2 separate regions of the Homo sapiens genome follow, and region 2 is linked to region 1. A link is an interaction called in ENCODE POLR2A ChIA-PET data of the cell type or tissue named here. Cell type or tissue: OCI-LY7. All regions are shown on one strand.

Evidence for each region. Peaks named below come from ENCODE experiments on the same cell type or tissue, not always from the same donor. Only the 100,000 strongest peaks of a DNase experiment are listed, where the experiment ranks them.
Region 2: POLR2A ChIA-PET joins it to region 1 with 5 read pairs; 3 of 35 experiments call an interaction of 5 or more read pairs at or near these places.

Annotation. Positions count from the first base shown.
Region 1 is chr20:5,661,512-5,664,011 of GRCh38, reverse strand. No RefSeq gene overlaps it. Among named protein-coding and RNA genes, the nearest start is that of GPCPD1, 52 kb to the right of the region's middle. In OCI-LY7, no CTCF peak of the experiment used is centred here; no DNase peak of the experiment used is centred here; H3K27ac peaks cover 1,661 bases.
Region 2 is chr20:5,118,839-5,121,338 of GRCh38, reverse strand. It overlaps PCNA (proliferating cell nuclear antigen), which reads left to right and starts at 1,381. Exons shown (of 6, transcript NM_182649.2): 1 at 1,381-1,761; 2 at 2,473-2,500. The coding sequence starts at 1,541. PCNA-AS1 (PCNA antisense RNA 1) reads right to left here and starts at 1,753. Exons shown (of 1, transcript NR_028370.1): 1 at 1,370-1,753. RefSeq lists enhancers at 848-1,297, 1,428-1,597, 1,046-1,926, 2,038-2,187, 1,927-2,500 and a silencer at 1,788-1,847. In OCI-LY7, no CTCF peak of the experiment used is centred here; DNase peaks (open chromatin) are centred at 1,268, 1,858 and 2,448; H3K4me3 peaks cover 2,065 bases; H3K27ac peaks cover 2,009 bases.

The DNA.
Region 1 (2,500 bases):
GCCCTGGCCTCCCAAAGTACTGGGATTATAGGTGTGAGCCACCGTGCCCAGCCTAGGCTGCTTTCTTAAAAGCCTCACTTAGTAGATCTTAGAGACTTTGCAAAGAAACATACTTCAGTAGTCTGTCATGTTGGAAATTGAAAGTCAACTTAAGCATCATGTCCAAAATTGCAAAAACCATCATTTGCCAAGCAATTTGTTTTTGTTTTTGTTTTTTTGAGACAGAGCTTCAGTCTTGTTGCTCAGGCTGGAGCGCAGTGGCACAATCGCGGCTCACTACAACCTCCACCTCCCAGGTGCAAGTGATTCTCGTGCCTCAGCCTCTGGAGTAGCTGGGATTACAGGATGCCAAGCAATTTGTTTTGAACAGTTGCCTTGCCTATGAAAGGCAGCCAGTAGAAGGTAACATTGTATTGTGGCAATGTAAACACAGACTATCTTCTTATAAACACATGCCCTAAAGACCATGAGCCGCTCATTCAACCTTGGGAGTCAGCAATTGCATGTGGATGTAATGACTGGAAGTTTTCAGATAGGAAAAAAACACAAGGTGTGTCTTTTCAGGGTGAACTAGGGAGATTAATGGTTACATTAATATCCAACTATTAGACATATTTACTGCTGCAGGAGAACCATCTCCTTACACCATAGCTTGGCCTCATGATAGTGGAGAAAATCACCTGCATATATAAATATGAAATGTGACTGACTATAATGGGGCTATAATGTTGAAGATTTTTAATGATCAGTCAAGGTCAATGGATTACAAGCTTTTGAAGTGTCTAAAGTTTGTCCCAGCCGACGATTATCTGGATAGAGAGGGACTTAGAGGAGTGTCTTAGTCTGCTTTGGCTGTCATAGTAAAATATCACAGACTGGGTGGCTGAAGCAACAGAAATGTATTTTCTCACAGTTCTGGAGGCTGAAAACCTAAGATCAGGATAACAGCAAGGTCAGGGTGTGGTGAGGGCTCTCTTCCTGGCTGGCAGATGGCTGCCTTCTAGCTGTGTGCCCACATGGCCTTTCCTCAGTGCACGCATGTGGAGAGACAGCAATCTCTCTCTTTTCCTCTTTCTATAAGGCTACCAGTCCTACGCCTCCACCCTTTTGGCCTCACTTAACCTTAGCATGAAACAATAGCAACCTACAGTAAGAGAGGGTGGAATCTGCAGCTCAGAGCAAGGAGGGCTGGAATATTCAAAGGAGGCTTGATTATGTATTTATTTATTTACTTACTTTAGAGGCAGAATCTCATTCTGTCACCCAGACTGGAGTCCAGTGGCATGATCATAGCTCACTGTAGCCTCAAACTCCTGGGCTCAAGCCATTCTCCCACCTTAGCCTCCTGAGTGGCTGGGACCACACGCACACGTGACCATGCCAGGCTAATTTTTTTTTTTTTTTTTTTTAGACAGAGTCTCACTCTGTCCCCCAGGCTGGAGTGCAGTGGCGTGACTTCAGCTCACTGCAACCTCTGCCTCCTAGGTTCAAGCAATTCTCCTGCCTCAGCCTCCCGAGTATCTGGGATTACATGTGCCTGCCACCACGCCCAGCTAATTTTTGTATTTTTAGTAGAGACGGGGTTTCACCATGTTGGCCAGGCTGGTCTCGAACTCCTGACCTTGTGATCCACACTCAGCCTCCCAAAGTGCTGGGATTACAGGCATGAGCCACTGTACACGGCCATTTTTTTTTATTTGTATGGATTTAGGAGGCACAAGTGCAGATTTCTTATATGCACATACTGCGTTGTGGTAAACCTGAGCTTTTAGTGTACCCATCACCCAAATAGTGAACATTGTACCCACTAGATTTTTTTTTTTTTACATTACAGGTGTGAGCCTCCACGCCTGGCCAGTAATTTTTTTTTTTTTTTAAGAGACAGGGCTGGGCACGGTTGCTCACTCCTGTAATCCCAGCACTTTGGGAGGCCGAGGCAGGCAGATCCCGAGGTCAGGAGATCGAGACCATCCTGACTAACACAGTAAAACCCCATCTCTACTAAAAAAATTAGCCAGGCGTGGTGGCAGGCGCCTGTAGTCCCAGCTACTTGAGAGGCTGAGGCAGGAGAATGGCTTGAACCCAGGAGGCGGAGCTTGCAGTGAGCTGAGATCATGCCACTGCACTCCAGCCTGGGTGACAGAGCGAGACTCCATCTCAAAAAAAAAAAAAAAAAAAGAGAGACAGAGTCTCGCTCTGTCTCCCAGGCTGAAGTGCAGTGGTGCAATCATAGCTCACTGCAACCTGGAACTCCTGGGCTCAAGTAATTCTCCTGCCTTAGCCTCTCAAGTCGCTAGGAATACAGGCATGTGCCACCACACCCAGCTAATTTTTACTTTTATTTTTGTAGAGATGAGGTCTCATTGTGTTGCCCAGGCTGGTCTGAAAACTCCTGGGCTCAAGTAATCCTCCCACCCTGGCCTCTCAAAGTGCTGGAATTACAGGTGTGAGCCACTGCACTCAGCCTACAATAAGTAATTTTTCAAACCTCATTCCCCTC
Region 2 (2,500 bases), 540 kb after region 1:
ATTTGAAGCCATAATGATTGAGAATATGTCAGACTTGAAATGAATCTTCAGTTCCCTCAACAAGACAAATAAAACTAACTCCATACCTAGATACATGGTAGAAAAACTAAAGAATTCTGCTGACCAAGGTATTAAAAGTAACTAAAGAGAAGTGGTGTGAAGAAAGCAAGAGAGAAACAACAAATCCTGTCCATCCTGTAACAATTGAAAATTTCTGGCTGGGCGTGGTGGCTCACGCCTGTAATCCCAGCACTTTGAGAGGCCGAGGCAGGTGGATCACCTCAGGTCAGGTGTTCAAGACCAGCCTGGCCAACATGGTGAAACCCCGTCTCTACTAAAAAAAAATAATAATAATAATACAAAAATTAGCCGGGGGTGGTGGTAGGCACCTGTAATCCCAGATACTCGGGAGGCTGAGGCAGGAGACTCACTTGAACCTGGGAGGCGGAGGTTGCAATGAGCTGAGATCGCGCCACTGTACTCCAGCCTGGATGACAGAGCAGGACTCCATCTCAAAAAGAAAGGAAAAGAAAAGAAAAAATATTAAATGTGTACGCTCTTTGACTCAGCTGTATTACTTCAAGGAGTTGATATCACCAAAATTGCCTAAGTGCTCAAAGGTGTTTGTAGTTAAACAACAGGAGATTGATAAATTATGTTATATACATGTGATGCTATGTTTTAAAGAGGTACTGATATGATAAAAGATGTACGTGGCATAAAATTAAATGTACTTTATTAAGTACTTTTCCAAGTGTTTACGGAATGAGTGCATTTTTGAAAAAAAAAAAGTGTATTCGAACTTTTAAAAAAGCTTTAAAAGCTTTATACAATGAACGATTGAGTGATTATAAGAGCTGGCGGGGGAATGTTAAGAGGATGATAGGGAGCTAAGTTTAACAGAACAATTCACCTCTTTATCTTGTGACACCTACGAGCGCATCAATTCTGTAATTGAAAAATAAAGTGCATATTTGCAGCAGCTGTACTCTCTTCAGGCTGCAAGGAGGCTTTTCCTCCCGGTAGGCTTGATTTGCATTTCACTTTCACTTTCGTGGCTGGAAACTTTCTACCCACGTAGTGGGAGGCTGAGGAGCCACCATAAAGCTGGGGCTTGACGAGCCGGGACCGGGACCCGATCTCCACATATGCCCGGACTTGTTCTGCGGCCGGGTTCAGGAGTCAAAGAGGCGGGGAGACCTGCGCGACGCTGCCCCGCCCTGCGCCCGCTTCCTCCAATGTATGCTCTAGGGGGCGGGCCTCGCGGGGAGCATGGACACGATTGGCCCTAAAGTCTTCCCCGCAAGGCCGTGGGCTGGACAGCGTGGTGACGTCGCAACGCGGCGCAGGGTGAGAGCGCGCGCTTGCGGACGCGGCGGCATTAAACGGTTGCAGGCGTAGCAGAGTGGTCGTTGTCTTTCTAGGTCTCAGCCGGTCGTCGCGACGTTCGCCCGCTCGCTCTGAGGCTCCTGAAGCCGAAACCAGCTAGACTTTCCTCCTTCCCGCCTGCCTGTAGCGGCGTTGTTGCCACTCCGCCACCATGTTCGAGGCGCGCCTGGTCCAGGGCTCCATCCTCAAGAAGGTGTTGGAGGCACTCAAGGACCTCATCAACGAGGCCTGCTGGGATATTAGCTCCAGCGGTGTAAACCTGCAGAGCATGGACTCGTCCCACGTCTCTTTGGTGCAGCTCACCCTGCGGTCTGAGGGCTTCGACACCTACCGCTGCGACCGCAACCTGGCCATGGGCGTGAACCTCACCAGGTGAGCCTCGCGGCCCCGGGAAGCCGGCCCCGGCCCGCCTGCACCTCCGGTGCTTGGCGGGAGCGCTTTCGAGCCTAGCCCTCATTGGCTGGCGTGGGCCATCCGCGCCTTCTCATTGGCCTGCCACGCAGTGGGGTGGGGCCCAGCTGAGCGCGCGGTTCGGAAAAGCCCGCGCTGGCTGCTGCGCGAACCTGCTTTTTCGCGCCAAAGTCACAAAGCGGGTGGTGGCGGGAAAATCAAGGGTTTTTCCGCAGTGCCAGGAACACTGTTCCAGGGCTCTTTGCTCACTAAATCCTGTTGGCCTTGAATGGACGCTTTAGCTGTGGCTTTCTTGTTTCTGAGACGGTCTCGGTGTGTTGCCCGGGCTGGTCTCCAACTTCTGGGCTCAAGCGATCCTCCCGGCTCAGTCGCGGTTGACTTTAAATGCTTTATAATGCCCTTGCGAGAAATGTGGCAGCCTGTCATCCTACTTAGTGGCAGGAGATTGTTTCTATCCAGAAGGGACACTGCTGGTGGTATTTTAGTATAAATACTGCCAGATGCGTCCCAAAACGTCTGCATTAATAATGGCATCCTCCAGCAGTCCGCTTACCCTCCACCAGTTCTGAGACGGCCTGATGGGTGAGAGTGGTAACCCCTTCTAACCGCGTTCGAAATACAGCCCTTCAGCAGACGGCGTTGATTTTAAAGCATGTGTCTCCTGTCTTCTAGTATGTCCAAAATACTAAAATGCGCCGGC